Regions from separate parts of the Homo sapiens genome. Here region 1 is linked to region 2. A link is a loop called in an ENCODE intact Hi-C map of the cell type or tissue named here. Cell type or tissue: OCI-LY7. All regions are shown on one strand. Each heading gives the region's core, and the rest is flanking DNA. Links, peaks and the distances in the headings are about the cores only.

The links. Hi-C counts contacts between places; a loop is a spot of excess contacts. Peaks named below come from ENCODE experiments on the same cell type or tissue, not always from the same donor. Only the 100,000 strongest peaks of a DNase experiment are listed, where the experiment ranks them.
Region 1: a loop joins it to region 2, with 4 times the contacts of the local background. A loop is called at or near these places in 2 of 110 quality-filtered maps.

What each region holds. Positions count from the first base shown.
Region 1 is chr5:40,585,503-40,593,850 of GRCh38, reverse strand. No RefSeq gene overlaps it. Among named protein-coding and RNA genes, the nearest start is that of PTGER4, 90 kb to the left of the region's middle. In OCI-LY7, for the core only: no CTCF peak of the experiment used is centred there; DNase peaks (open chromatin) are centred at 1,920 and 4,710; H3K4me3 peaks cover 1,272 bases; H3K27ac peaks cover 1,488 bases.
Region 2 is chr5:40,029,919-40,038,266 of GRCh38, reverse strand. No RefSeq gene overlaps it. Among named protein-coding and RNA genes, the nearest start is that of LINC00603, 18 kb to the left of the region's middle. RefSeq lists an enhancer at 4,043-5,045. In OCI-LY7, for the core only: no CTCF peak of the experiment used is centred there; DNase peaks (open chromatin) are centred at 4,716 and 5,056; H3K4me3 peaks cover 1,068 bases; H3K27ac peaks cover 1,411 bases.

The DNA of each region.
Region 1 (8,348 bases), core at 193-8,192, 560 kb before region 2:
CAGCTTTGTTTTAGCTTCGGCTGCATTACTCTGCTACATGCAGAAGGAGAGAAACATCCATGCAACCTCCCCTTAGTAGTTAGCATTAAGATTGTCAGAATAATTCATCAGTACATCATCTTCTCATATTCAGAGACAACAGTTGCCTAGAACCCATCAGGGGTATTAGACTCCTGGCAGTTCCAGTTGGAAGCTTTCAAAGTCTCAGCAAATATACACTGAACTTCCATGTGAATTAGAAAAACTTGTTCTTTCTAGGCAAATAAATTACAAGAAAGTGCCCCTCCAGATATACCAATTAGGAAAAACTACAAGTTAAATTTATGCTGGTGGATCCAGCACCTCTTTGGCCCCCATGGGTGCCTTGTGTAGAGTGCATACTCACAACTGTTCAGGGTGACCTGGGGTACTTCATCACAGGCCAACATTCTGCTGCAGGGCTTTTACCAAGCACCCTAAAGAAAGAAAAGGGGATAAATTCTCCTGTGTCTCCAGTTGCTCTCTGACTGTTTCTGCTGGGATATAGTCTTGTGGAAGTGATATGCCTCCAAGACAACAGTTGCCTACTAAAAAATGCCAGGACAGTATTTACATTCTCCTGCATGGCACCTCACTCATTGTGTCAGTAGTAAGCATGACTACAAGAATAACTAGTAGTTATTTATTATTATTATTATTTTTTGAGACAGAGTCTCCCTCTGTCGCCCAGGCTGGAATGCAGTGGTGTGATCTCGGCTTACTGCAACTTCTGCCTCCTGGGTTCAAGCGATTCTTGTGCCTTAGCCTCCTGAGTAGCTGGAATTAGAGACGTGCACCACCACGCCTGGCTAATTTTTGTATTTTTCGTAGAGATGGTGTTTTGCCATGTTGACCAGGCTGGTCTCAAACTCCTAGCCTCATGTGATCCTCCCTACTCAGCCTCCCAAAGTGCTGGGATTACACGTGTGCACCACTGCGCCTGGCCAGTGGTTATATTTTGAACAGTATGATCCACTATAGATCTTCAAAAAACACATACTCATATATTTTCCAAGTGTTTTACAAACAAGGAGATACCACATCAAAGTAGTATGTGTCAGCAATGGGCTTGGCACATACTAAATATTCAACAAATATTAGGTCTTTGTGAAAATAAAACTGCTTTCAGATAAATGTCTTATTTAGGGTTATAATTGTTAGTATTCTAGTAACACTGTTCTTGAAAAAATGACATTTTTATTATGTAAGAAAATTGAAATTGAAAATAAAATATGATATTATATAAAATGCATTATTCTGTTAATAATGGTGCTTCCATACTGGGAATGGTATTTGTCATGATTTTGACATTAGCATAACAAACTTCTGTTTTTTCACTGCTTGAGTTTTTATATGGAGGGTTGGGAAGTCATTAAATATTATTCTCTTATACTCTTATCTTGTATTCTTTTTCTTATATCTCATATTCTTCATCTTAAAAATAGTTTTAGGCCAGGCCTGGTGGCTCGTGCCTGTAATCCCAGCACTCTGGGAGGCTGAGGTGGGTGGATCACCTGAGGTCAGGAGTTCAAGACCAGCCTGACCAACATGCTGAAAACCCGCCTCTACTAAAAACACAAAAATTAGCTGGGTGCAGTGGTGCGCACCTGTAATCCTAGCTACTCTGGAGGCTGAGGCAGGAGAATCACTTGAATTCAGGAGGCGGAGGTTGCGGTGAGCCGAGATCAGGCCACTACACTCCAGCCTGGGCAACAGAGCAAGACTCCGTCTCAAAAAAAAAAAAAAATAGTTTTAATTTGGAGAAAGAACATTCTGCTGAATATGTAGTAAATAGGATCGAGATGAAAAGGAACACATTTAAGAAAAACTTGGCAAGAGAAAGACATAAAATGCATCCAAATAGAAAGAGAGGAAGTGAAACTATCTCTGTTTGCAGATGATATGATACTATAACAAGAAAGCCCCATAGTCTCTGCCCAAAGCCTTCTAGATCTGATAAACAACTTCAGTCGTTTCAGGATGTAAAATCAATGTATAAAAATCAGTAGCATTTCTACATAGCAACAATGTACATACTGACAGCCAAATCAAGAATGCGATCCTATTCACAATAGCCATAAAAAGAATATAATACCTAGGAATACAGCTAACCAGGGAGGTGAAAGGTCTCTACAAAGAGAATTACAAAGCACTGCTGAAAGAAATCAGAGATGACACAAACAAATGGAAAAATATTCTCTTCTCATGGATAGGAAGAATCAATTAAACCACTGATTTTGTTATTTACAAATTCAATGCTATTCCCATCAAATCAGCGACATTTTTTTCACATAATTAAAAAAATTTCTAAATTCATTTGGAACTAAAAAAGAGCCCAAATAGCCAAAGAAATCCTAAGCAAAAAGAACAAAGCTGGAGGCATCACACTGTCTGACTTCAAATTATGCTATAGAGGCCACAGTAACTAAAATAGCATGGTACTGGTAGAAAAATAGACACATAGACCAGTGGAACAATAAGTACCATTCTGAACATTGGCCCAGGCAAAGACTTCATGACAAAGACTCCAAAACAATTGCAACAAAAACAAAACTTGACAAATGGAACCTAATTGAACTAAAGAGCTTCTGCACAGCAAAATAATCTATCAACAGAGCAAACAGACAATCTACAGAATGGGAGAAGATATTTTCAAACTATACAGCTGACAAAGGTCTCATATCCAGAATCTGTAAGAAACTTAAACAAATTAACAAGAGAAAAACAAACAGCCTCATTAAAAAGTGAGCAAAGGACGTAAACAGACACTTCTCAAAAGAAGACGTGCACACAGCCAACAAGCTTATGAAAAAATGCTCAATATCACCAATGATTAGGAAATGAAAATCAAAACCACAATGAGATACCATCTCACACTAGTCAGAATGGCCATTATGAAAAGTCAAAGGACTGGTGCGGTGGCTCATGCCTGTAATCCTAGCACTTCGGGAGGCTGAGGTGGGTGGATCACCTGAGGTCAGGGGTTCGAGACCAGCCTGGCTAACATGGTAAAACCCTGTCTCTACTAAAAGTACAAAAATTAGCCAAGCATGGTGGTGGGCACCTGTAATCCCAGCTACTTGGGAGGCTGAGGCAGGAGAATCACTTGAACCCAGGAGGCAACAAGAGCGAAACTCGATCTCAAAACAAACAAACAAACAAACACAATTAAATAACAGATGCTGGTGAGATTGTAGAGAAAAGGGAAGGCATATACACTGCTGGAGGGAATGTAAATTAGTTCAGCCACTGTGGAAAGCAGTCTGGAGACTTCTCAAAGATCTTAAAATAGAACTACCATTCAACCCAGTAATCCCATTACTGAGTATATACTCAAAGGAATATAAATCATTCTACCATAAGGAAACATGCACAGGTATGTTTATTGCAGCACTCTTCACAATGGCAAAGATATAGAATCAACCTGGATGCCCATCAACAGGGGACTGTAAAGAAGATATGGCACATATACACCCTGGAATACTATGCAGCTATAAAAAATGAGAGCATGTCCTTTGTAGCAATATGGATGGAGCTGGAGGCAATTATCCTGAGTGAATTAATACAGGAACAGAAAAACCAAATACTGCATGTTCTCTTATAAGTGGGAGCTAAATATTGAGTGCACATGGACACAAAGAGGGGGAACAATAAACAATGGGGCTTATCTGAGGGTGGAGGTTTGAAGGAGGGTGAGGATTAAAAACCTGTCTATTGGGTATTATGCTGATTACCTGGGTGATGAAATTATCTGTACACAGCCCCCATGACATGCAATTTACCCATGTAACAAACCTGCACATGTACCCCTTGAATCTAAAATAAAAATTGGAAAGGAAAAAAAAAAAGAAAAACTTGTTCTTAATGTTTTCATGTAACAATTATCTCAGCAAATTCCAAAATACTTTATTTACTTTTGTGTAGTAATGCTTTTATTCAAAGCAGGAATTTTGTTGCTTACACTTCTGAATGGGTATATACAATGTCTTTTATTCCTTCTTGGTGATTTTTACAGCTGATTTTTTTCCCATTCAAATTAATTGGGTTCCAGCAAGAAATTCATAATTGTAACAAAAAGATCTTGAAATATTTTATTTAGTTTGGTAATTACTGTGTCATTTGCAACATAAAAATGATATATAATATTCTTTTCACTTAAAAAAACTGTGGAAAGTCAAAGAACTATCCAACTATACTTGGCTTTGGCTAGAGCATAAAATGTAAAAAAAAATCCTTAAGATAGTATTAAAAAACAATTTGATACAGATGTTTTAATGCGAGAAGCAAGATAACAGCAATAGTTTTCATCTAGAATAAACACAATTGGGTTGCCTACTATATGTATATAAATATATATGATTTAAAGTTTATTTTGTTTTTCTCCTTGATTTGTTTTGATTTTGTCTTCAAGTGCACAGAATGGAGAAAACTTAATGGATGTCTCATAATACAACCTCACCATTGTTTTATGTATGGCCTGCTTTTATCTACTCATCCATCATGATTAATATAATCATTCATAAACTCATCATCAAAAATAAAAGCTAAATTCTTTTTTTTTTTTTTTTTTTTTTTTTAGACAGAGTCTCATTCTGTCACCCAGGCTGGAGTGCAGTGGTGTGATCTTGGCTCACTGCAACTTCTGCCTTCCAGGTTTAAGCGGTTCTCTGCCTCAGCCTTCTGAGTAGCTGGAACTACAGGTGTGCACCACCACGCCTGGCTAATTTTTTGTGTTTTCTTTTTAGCAGAGATGGGGGTTTCACCATGTTGGCCAGGCTGGTTTCAAACTCCTGACCTCAAGTGATCTGCCTGTCTCAGCCTCCAAAAGTGTTAGGATTACAGGTGTGAGCCACCACACCTGGCCAAAGACAGGAGCTAAATTCTTGATAATAACTTACATCAAGTTATATGGTTTCCTTCTTCTGTACCACCCCATTCCTAGCTTTCTCTTCCCTGGGAAGCATCACCCTCTTCCCTTGCTTTCTCTTGCTTTTCTTTTAATATAATTTATCGCATCTGTATCTATTCCTAAATAAGATATCCTACTGTGTGTGTAATCTTTTGAGAATTATGTTTAACTTAATAACATACTGCTAAGATTCATCTATATTGTTGTGTATTGCTATTGTTAATTTATGAGATTTTCGAATAGGACTTTGTTGTATGAATATGTCATTTTTTTCCATCTTGTTGATGGGCATTTGGGTTATTTCTAGGTTTTGCTTTTGTGTACAGTGCTGCTACAGACATTCTTGAGCATGTTTCTTAGAGTACTGGCACAAGGATTTCTATTGGGTATACCCCTGGGAGTGAAAGAGGGCATGTGAATGTTTAACTCCTTGAGATGAGAAAAATTATTTTCCAAAGTGATTGAGCCAATTTAATCTACTTCCAGCAAGACATAGAAGATTCTGTGGCTCCATATTCTTGAAAATGCCAATTATTGTCAGACTCAGTATTATTTTTTTGCCAAATGAACGAGTTTAAAATGATATCACATTGATTAATTCTCTGATTAATAATAATGTTGAACAGCTCCTTACATGTTTATTGACTATATGTATTTTTTTGTGTGTGAAATGTCTCCTTAGGTCTTTTGCTTCTTTTTCTATTAGGTATTTTAATAGTTTTTCTTTTTGTAAAATAAGACTCATTCAATTTACAAATGTCAATAATTTTAGAAAAAGATCAGCAAAAAGCAAAAGACTCTGTTGTGAACCAACTTTCATCATGTTAGTCATGCAAAACTTTTAGGTTCTTTCTTTTTTGTCTTGATAACAATAGCCACAAAAGATTTTTGAAGTAGCAATGGTTAGCTTCTTCTCCACAACCTTGCTACCAGATTAAAATGAATACATGTCTCAGACTGAAGTCTGTTATATAGTCAAATACATATTCAACAAATATTCACTAGCTAGCAGGTATAAAACTATTCACAAATTTGATCTGCAGGCTCCATGAAATCTCAGTCATCTGCTCTTTCAGGTGTCAGAGTACAGGTTGGCTTATTTCTATGTCATCTAGTCAGTCTCATTTGATTGAAACAATGGTTGGATATAGAATGTATCAGAGATTAGTTTCCATTCCTAAGGAGACATGTTACTCAGTTCCCTTGTACACACAAGAGTGAACAGATCTTTAACAACTCTAGACAATCCACATTCCTTGAATACCTGTAATTGCACAAATAGGAGAGAATTTCTAGCATGCATCAAGCAAATAAATAGTCATTAGTATCACATAATTAATTGGACTAATTTGACATCTTATGCATCAGCAAAATGTCTATTGTCAATCAAGATACAGACAGCAGAAGGGCTTAACAGCAGCCACTCTGAAGAGAGGCCCTTTCTAGTATAATACTAGCTCATACCTCGGTACTGCATTCTTGAAAGAATGTTGCTGAGTATCTCTAGAATCAAAGCTTAAGTGAATCAGCACTTACATACTATTACAATAATGATGCTGAAGTATTTTTTAGGAAAACAACAGTCACTGTGACAGATTCTCACAGTTCTACTTCTTTCCAGTAGACATAACTACCGTTAGTTTAATATATACTTCTCTAATAAATGTCTTATTTTTTTGCACAAAACAAATTTAGTTTAATGATTTATAAAACAAACACCTGTATAAAAAACAAACCCTAGTATATAAAAAACAAGCACCAGTATAGATCAACATTAAAGCTGAGAAACAGGACATTGCTTACACCTTCCTGAATGACTCCACCTAATTTATCCCTTTTCCTTCCCCCTCTAGGTAAGTATCCTAACAAGGACAGTAAGATGTTCATGTTCTTGTTTTCCACTGTAGTTTTACACCTATTTATGTATTCTTAAACAATATAGTTTTAGTTTACTTTAAGTTTTAATGGTCTAAAAAGGAAGCATTTTTAAAAAGTGATTTGTGAGAGGAGTTTAAATGGGTTATTTTCTTCTATCCCATCAAAGTAACCCTACAAGTTAGCTTAGCTGTATATGCCTTCATAAATCAGAAATGGTTCCATTTCTCAAGTTTGCAATGTCCCATTATGCCATCCATTACCCAAGGAAGGAATTCTGTATTTACTGGCTGTTAATAAGTGACTTTATTTTTATTTTTTATTTTTTCAACAAATCAATTAATGCAGATTATTAGCACTTTTATATAGGAATTCTCACCTCCCAATACAGAGGCTACTCAGAATGTGTTTGCTCACCCACTCAGCAAGCTCCCCAGTCTTTGACAATCATGTTGGGTCTCTAGACGTTGTTGTGTCGTCTTCTAAATCCAAGGCCTCTTATGCTAAGTTAGTGCTATTTTCTTGATGAATGTTGCTGGCAATTTAGTTTGTAGAAGGCAATTTTTGATTCCCAGTAGAGAGGAAATACTTTTAGGTGAAAAAGGAGTGCCTGTCCTCAATGAGGGCCTCTGGTGCTCAGTACCAGGGGCCACCAAAGATGTGTGAGCTGGTTATTGTCTTGTGTCATGGGAACATGTTTTGTGCCAGCCCCACCTCGCCTGTTCTAATTCATCTGCAAATAATATAGTTAGAAATGGAGGCAGAAGTAAGGCTATAGCCTTCTTCTAATATAGCTCCATTTCTGTGTCAGTTTTTGACTTTTCAGTATGTAACTTTGCTTTCATTTATCCCAATGACCCTTACATTCTTTGCTTTCATTTATACCAATGACCCTTACATTCTTAAAACACCTGGAGGTGTTTTAAGATCCTTATAGTTAAGGGTTAAGAGCAAATTCTCATAGGCCTGAGGATAGGTTAACCTCACCCTCCTTCCACTCCAACACACATACCTTTTTCCTTTAGTCGGGACTGTGGACACAACAATAATTGGTTTCTACCCTAGCTGGACAGCCAAGGGATTGCAGAGATTGTGTTGGACTTGACTTCTCCATTAATAAGAATGCTTATTGAGTGCTTACTAAGTATCAAGGGGGTGTTAATTGCTTCACATACAACATCTTATCTAATTCTCGTGGTAACTCCGGAAGGCAGATATTAAAATATCATCAGTGCATTTTACAGATGGGAAACTAACCCAGAGAGGTTAGGTAATTTCCCCAAAATTACATATTTAGTGGCGGACCCAGAATCTAGGTTTGCCTCAAAGATGTGTACTCTTAATAACCACAAAACTATATTTTCATGTTCCTTGAAGTGGCAGAAATACAGCTCTAAGAAGCTAGTTGTTCCTTTCGGTGGCTCAGAAAATGGGTAATGGTTCCAATGTGAAAATGTAGAAATGTCCTTTCTGGTTTGGAGTCCATTATGATGAACAAAGATGTAGTTGAGTTCTTTTCTCTCATTTTGGATAGTTCACCACATGT
Region 2 (8,348 bases), core at 173-8,172:
CTGCCAAGTGTGCATTGCGCCTGCTTGTGACGGAAGAAGAGATCTTTTTGCAAAGCTCCAAAAACTTGGCTGGGTCAGCTCCTGATCACCCCATGGAATTCTGGGGTCAGAGACATCCCAAAGCAGGCTTGTGCTGAGAATATTACAGTGAATCTGTGCGGGGGCTTACAATTCTATTTTGACACCAAATGTGTTTTCTGTCTTGCATATGCCGTAACAAGGTGGAGTGGGTTTCATCCAGGTTACTTAGAATACTGCCCCCCTCAGTGAAGAGGAACATAACCTTGGGTTTACAAGGAAATTTCCTGGCCTATATAATTTCACAATCTCTTGTGGTGGATAATTAACTTGTGCTTTTGCTCCCTGAGTTTAGTAGGCATATTCAGGCTTATCACTTCCTTCACCCAACAGACTCACTATAACTGCACTGTTCAATGTATTCACCACTAGTCAAATGGGATTATTGAGCTCTTTAAATTTGTCTAGTCTTAATTGAGGTGTGCAGAAATTTTAAATGTACACTGAGTCTCAAAGACTTCATATGGAAAAATTTGTAAATATAACTTTATTTTTTATACTGATTATGTTCAAATACTGTTTTAAATGTATAGAGTTATATATGGTGAAAATAAATGTGATATCCTTTTAATTTTTAAAAAATATATAGCTACTAGGAAATTTAAAATGACAGATGTGACCTATATTATATTTCTGTTGGGTGGCACTGCGATAGATTCTATGGGCCTGAGCCAAGTAGGGATTCAAACTTCAATTCTGTTTATCTCCCAGTAAAGTTGAAGACATTTCCAAGAAGTAGGTAGGCATTTACTTCAAAGACAGTCATAGTAAAATTACAATTTGTCAATGCAAGATGAATTATATAAAGACTCTTGATGATCACTAGATGACTCTAGGAATTTCATTGCTGTTATTAATCAAAACCATAAAGACAAAATATTTATGATCAGCAGTACCTGGGATTATGTAAATTATAGTTAAATTCTGTACATTTCAAATGATATCAATATCTACATAAGAATGACTTAAACAAGATGATGATTGGATGGCTCACTAACCCTTCAAAGACTGAAAATTAGAAAAGTTAAGAGATGCTCAATTTCATATGAACTGTTAGAACATGTATTTTTTATATACCCTTCTCATATACTTTCTCTTAATGTTAAACTAGAGTTAAAGTTAGTAGTGACAAGGTCTAAGCATGTCTTTGGAAAATTCTAATTAGCTGAGGATATTTCTCCCTTCACATTCTGGATGATAAAATAACAATTCTGTCAATTAGGAGAAACTCACATGAATGAGAATCTAGCTCTGAACTGAATTTCATTAGCTAAAAGCAGGGGTCTATATTAGCAGGGATAGTTCTTAAAGGTTAAACACTAGAGATACTGTTTCATTAACTTTTAGAAACCTGGTTTTTTAATTTATGTGTCTGTATCAGTCAGTATGCAATCAGAACAGCAGAGTCACAAGGAACCATATTTGTTCATTCACTCATTCATTCATCCAATCTTGTATTTGTATCAAGGGATTTTTCCCAGGCAGTAGACCTCATGCAATTATGAAAGTGGGAGCTAATTAAGTAGTCTCTGTGTAGCTGTGTCCTTGAATCTGCTGTGAAGGCTTGAAGTCCACAAAAAGAAGGGAAAATGCATATAAAGTGGGAGACAGTAGGAACAAACTGGAACCCACAAGTATCAGTTTTTACTGTCTCTCACCTTGATGGCAAGGGGTTCCTGCAGAAGCCAGTGCTCTTCATCAAGGAGCTAAAGATACACACACACACACACACACACACACACACACACACACACACACACACACACACACCCCGTGGAGAATCAGGAGAATTCAATGGAAGGTGGAGCAATTGTAGGCTGAGCTCCTGTCTTAGACCAACAAGGTAAGCCAGAGGATAAGTGACAATTTACGTGACCTACAAAAATAGCTGCTGCTTTACTTCTACCCTCCAAATCTTGCACAAGATTCTCTCTGTGTCTCACCCTAAGTGGAAAAACATATGGAAGGGAAATCTTGGAAATGTAGTTTAACCTAGCCATCACAGTGTAGCCTCAGCCGACACAATACCAAGCCATCACAGTGTGTCTTTATGTGTGTTTTTTTTCCTCCATGCTTTCAATCTGTCTCTCTCTGCACAGAGAGAATATATACATCAGGTAAGTATGGGTAAGTGTGTGTAGCCTTTCCTGGCATTCTCTTCCCTTTGTGTGTGTTTTCAAACACATTTGCATTTGTCTCTTAATGCTTCTCTCCCTGTTACTGTTTCTTTTGGGCCTATTTTCTTTTTTCTTTGACCCTCTACCTTTTCTTTCCTGTATTTTCACCTCTTGACCTCATGCCTGTTTGATTGCTTCACTCTCTTTTTCTGTTTTATGACCAAGAAACTAAATTGCTTTTAAAGTTTTTTAAAAAATCCACTTAGTGAATATATTTTATGGTCTCTATTCCTAACTTTCTAACTAATTTCAGGGCAATTTGGATTTATCTTTTTTTCCAAAAAGACCTTTTAAAAATGTTATATGGTTTTTTTGTAAAAAGACCTTTTAAAATATTATATGGTCCTAGATTAATGTTTTCTGTGAGTATATGGCCCTGGTATCAATGAGGTTTGTCTTTTGTGGTCTATTCAGTATGAAAAGTGATTGATTCTAGGCTCTAGTGGATGTCTTAGAGCAGCTCGGAGAGCCGCTATGTGTCACTTCTTGCCGCCACACAGCATTTGACCAGTATTCCATCTGGTTTTTAGAGTGTTTATCACCTCATTTCACTGCTTGCCTTTTCCAGGTTAAGGATTGCCTCATGAATGTCAAAGCATCACCTCTAAAATTAAGGGATTTTTAGAAAGCATTCTTTCTTAAAAGTTTTTCTTAGACTTTTAAAGCCATCACCCATTTATAACAATTACCAAATTATTAAACATGAAATTGCCCATATGGATATTGTTATTATCTTGTCATATTCTCAGGTGGACCAGATTAATAGAACATTTTTCTCCATAGCCTAAATTCACGAGAGTTTGAGTTTGGGGGAAAGGTAATTAGAAAGCACCAAGCATTACTTAGTATGGTACTGGGGCATTAACCAATAAGGAAGATGGGACTTGCTGGAGAATAGTAGAGGGCATTGGGTTTTATGATAAAGAAAAATAAATGTCAGGGGATAGGAAAGGTGAGACACTACAAACAAATTGTATCTGCTTCTTAGATTAACTAGGAAAGGACTTCTACTGCTGTGCTTCTTAAAAAAAGCCTCAAATCTGAAACTTGTCATTAGTTAGGTGTATCTGAGTCTTGCCTATCTTCATATAAGTTCAGGCTCTTTCTGTGTAGGGAGGGTAATGGAGATGTTAGTCCAGGATGGGGGCCTGTTCACGACAACTGAGCATTGTTCTTCTGTACTCATGCACTCACTCACATTGCACACACCCACCTACTCACAAAACTAGATTGGAAATATATGAGTTATAGTAATGTTGATACTTTACATTGGTGTAGAATTTTAGAATATTGAGTGCTTTCACATACATTATCTCAGAACGCAGGGAGTAAGAGTCAGTGACCACAATGAGGAGGATATGTGGAGAGAGTGGATAAGAAAGAACAACAGAATAGATAGGGAAGAAAGTGCCCATGGGTGGAGGCTAGCTAAAAATTAAGAAATGCCATGGTAGTAGCTGAGCGAACTTGGTACCATATCACTAATCTACTTAACTGATGAATAATGTCTTCTCTAAATGTCCCCAGGCATTGTGAAGAGATGCAGCATATTTTTTTTTAACTTTTACTTTAGGTTCATAGGGGCATGTGCAGGTTTGTCATATAGGTAAGTTCATATCATGGGGGTTTGTTGTACAGATAATTTTATCACCCAAGTACTAAGCCTATTACCCAATAGTTATTTCTTTCTGATCTTCTCTCTCCTCCCACCTTCCACCCTCAAGTAGGCCCAAGTGTCTGTTGATTCCCTTATTATCTCCATGAGTTCTCATCATTTAGCTCCCACTTGTAAGTGAGAACATGCAGTATTTGGTTTTCTGTTCCTATGTTAATTTGCCAAGGATAATGGCTTCCAGCTCCATCCATGTTTCTGCAAAATACATGAGCTCATTTTTTTCTGGCTGAATAATATTCCATGGTGTATATGCACTATATTTTCTTTATCCAGTCAGTGATGGGCATTTAGATTGATTCCATGTCTTTGCTATTGTGAATAGTGGAGATGCAGCATATTAGAGAGTATTGACATTTCCTAGTCTAGACTCCAAAATTAGTTAAGAACATTTGGAAAAAGTAATACAAAGATTTCAGAAGAAAACAGCTGCGCAGGCTGCTATTACTAAATTCATATGAACTATGGTCCAAAAATGCACTTCAAGTCTTGCAGGGTTTGGAACACTGATGGACATCCGTATGTATTTCATAAGGCTCTTTGGCCAAGGAGTAGCAGAAGCTGACAATCAATGGGCTGTCAGTTCATTCAGCCTTCAGGACTTTGGTGGGGAAGAGAAAAGATGGGCAACCAATTTGAGCAGCCCTGTCAAGAGATCTGCTGCCCAGCCATGCAAACACCAGAACAGTTTGAACTGATCACACTAACACAGCAGTCACAGGACTAGGGTTGACTGGACTGTGAAGACTAAGCAAACACTACTGCAGGTCTCATCACCGCATCACCGGAAAGCTGACATCAAAGGGAAGGAAAACCAAGCACCTGTTCTCTCAAGGGACTGACATCACTTAGTTCCTCAGTAACAGCTCTCATGCTAGATTAAATATCTTTTTTTGTTCTAGTTTGTGATGGTTACATCGAAGCTAGGATGATTTGGATCTTAATAATGAAGTTTTGCAACATATCTGTAATTCAGCACTGTTTTCTGTGTCCTCTATCAGTGTTCTATCTAATTCAGGCTCCTGTCAGGAAAAATTAAAAAAGACTTTGAAAGAAAAAAAATAAAGATTACTGGATGTCCTGTCTAGCACACTGTTCCTGTTTACTTGTGACTTTCATCATCTTTGAGCTATTTTAGCGATCTTGTAATTTGTAGAAAACTTATAGTCATGCAAATGATTCTTGTTCATAGAAATTCAGTTGATTATTGCCCTGTGGAAATTGACCAGTTTTGCATCTACTGTATTTGAAATTCATCTAAGCATTTTTGATTGTTAATATACATGTGTTGTTTGATTCTCTTTTTAATTAGTTGCAACATCTTACTGGTTTTTTCATTAATTAATGAATCAAATGTCATCTTTGACATGTATTTATTTTATGTGCATTTTATTCTTTAATGCCTTCTTCAATTCTTTACTGGATTATACCAGCCTCCTAACTTGTTTCTCCATAGAGTAAATTGAGAAATCTTCAAAAATGAAAATCAGGCTAAGTTTTTTTTTTTTTTCCTAGCTGAAAAATCCTTCAAGGATTTTTATTGTTCTTATAATAAAATACACACTCCATATCTTGGTTTACAAAACTCCGAAGTATCTAGTACTTATATTCTCTCCAACCTATTTTTTTTTTTTTATTGATATGGAGTTTCACTCTTGTTGCCCAGGCTGGAGTGCAGTGGTGCGATCTCAGCTCACTACAATCTCAGCCTCCCAGATTCAAGCGATTCTCCTGTCTCAACCTCCCTAGTAGCTGGGATTATAGGCACCGCCACCACTCCCGACTAATTTTTGTATTTTTAGTAGAGACGGGGTTTCACCATGTTGGCCAGGATGATCTCGAACTCCTGACTGCAGGTGACCCACCTGCCTCAGCCTCCTAAAGTGCTGGGATTACATGCATGAGCCACCGTGCCCGGTCTTCTCTAACCTAATTTTATGCTCTTCTACTGATTTTTCATTATATTCCAGCTATACTGGTCCCATTCTGTTCCTGGAATTTATCAAACCGTTATCCATCTCAGGGAGGCCTTTGCGATCACTTATCTCTGCATAGAATGCTTTTTTGGTAGAAATTTGCCTGGCTGACTCAGTCTTATCCTTTAGGTCTCAACTTCCCTCTGAGGTCCCCATGAGACCATTACATCCCATTTCTCTCCTCAGACAAGATTTCCCTGACTACTCTTTCTAATAGTGTGTTATGTATTTACTATTTATTGCATCCTATTTGTGGTAATCTGTATTCTTTATCTCATTTCTATTTGATACCTCCACTAAAAGGTAAACTCAATGAAGAGATAGAATGTGTTGTCATATTATCTACTGTATCACAAGATATATTTCATGTAGTAAAGATCATTTGTGGAATAAATGAAAAATATGGGAAGAAAAGCCCTTGAATTTCAGAAGAGACCTGGGGACTTATGAATGAGAAAATAAAGACTCTACTAAGGAGCAAGTTATAGAATATATGTAAACAAGAAAGGTGGTGTGTTCTATGATGACCAGAAAGCCAAGTGTTGGTGTGAATATATCCAAGAATAGGAACAAATAAGGATACAGTGGCCATATATGGGTATGATACTCTTTAGAAGAATAAATGTTCCATTTCTCATTTACTTACAGTTAGAAGTATTTGGTAAGATTCTCCTTATTGACTTAGGAACTTAGGTGGAAATTCAATAATTACTCAATACCAATATCTCCCACTAAAGTAATTTTATTATTTGGGTTTCTAGAACAATAATGGAACCAAATTAACACTGGATGAGTATAGAAAGAATGAATAAATGCCATCTATGTTAATCTGATTAGCAGAAAGATAGAGGCATAGATAAAGAGGATTATTTAATATATTGATAATAGTTGAAATGACATTCTTTATGGGGAAATGAAGAATTACTTTGATTGTAGTTTAGATAGAGAGGACTTATTGGACAACTCTCCATTTCTAATTCCAGGTTCCTTTTGATCTTGTTCTCCTCCTCAATCTCTTTTCACGTTTTAATCAGTTTATTTTTTTCTGTATGAGCTATTTTTTTCCTGGAACATTTTACTTTTTGTAGACATTTTTCTCCTTCACCTTCTCTAGAAAATGAATATGGAAGGTTCTTAAAGCACCAAAGAACATATGTATAAAGGACCTTGAGTTGATGATGATGTTTTTAATAATCATTGCATCTCAATTATCCAGGCATGGTCCGGGCAATGAAAATTGTATATTGACCATGAAAGATTAATATTAAGATAACAGAAGAAGGGTAATGTCTTAGCTTGGTTTCTCCAGACAGTAGAGACTGAATCAAAGAATTAAGTGCAAATATTTTATTGGAAAGTGAGACTCAAGGAGGTGGAAAAGAGACAAGGTTAGCAGGGGAGGAGGGAGTGCCAGGACAAAGATTCATTATGCAGTTGCCCACAGCTATAGGTGACTAGATGTTCGAGCTCCCAGGTCTGCTTAATGAGGCATATGAAATGCATCTCAAGGCTACCAGTATATGGGAATGAAAGTGAAAAGCAAGTTCATTGCCTTTCATTACTCATTAGTCATAGGTTCACCCCATAGCATTATAATTCTTCATCCTTTTCAAGTTGCACAGTTGCGAGTGCCAAGAGCATTTCTAAAGGGTCTGCTACCACATATCATTAAAGAAGCTCCTGGGAAGAGGGTAGGCACTACAAGGTCTAGACCTCAGGTGTCAGATTTCACATCTGCGAAACTGAGTGGTTAGAATAAGAGATAACTGAGGCTAAAAGAATCTGAAGTGTTGTGAATAAATGTACAAAATATAGAGGAAGCAGCAACATTTAAAAATTGAAGACAGAAGACAGGGAAAAGAACAGAAAATCATTAACCAGCTGTGTGACCTTATACGATGCAATCTACAATTTGCAACCTCAGACCTTTTGACTATGACATAAAGGAGTTGCTCTAGCTCAGTGGTCCTTAATGTTGGCTGAACATAAAATCATCTGGGGATCTTTAAAAATACCATTGCCTAGGGCCTGTCCCCAGATATTCTGATTTATTTTGTGTCTGGTGCAAACTGAACAATGGGACTTTAAAAAAAAAAAAAAAAACTCCCTAGATGATTCTAATGTGCAGGAAAGATTGAGAATCACAGCTGTAGAATCAGTAAAGGATTATTCACTTATATCATGTTATGATTGTATCTACAGTTTTTCAAATGCCTATGGAAAAATAATCTCCACTGTCCTTTTAGCCAGATATTGTTCAGAACTTCCAACTCCGTGAACTTACGCTTATAAATTCTTCCATTTGAATATCATGTATCAGTTCCGCAGATGATTATGGATTTTTCAATTTTAGCCAAACTGTAAGTTAAATTAATTATTTCAATTGGCCTTTGATTTATATGTTTTTCTTTTTCCAGAATAACTCTGTTGCAATTTCTATTGGCT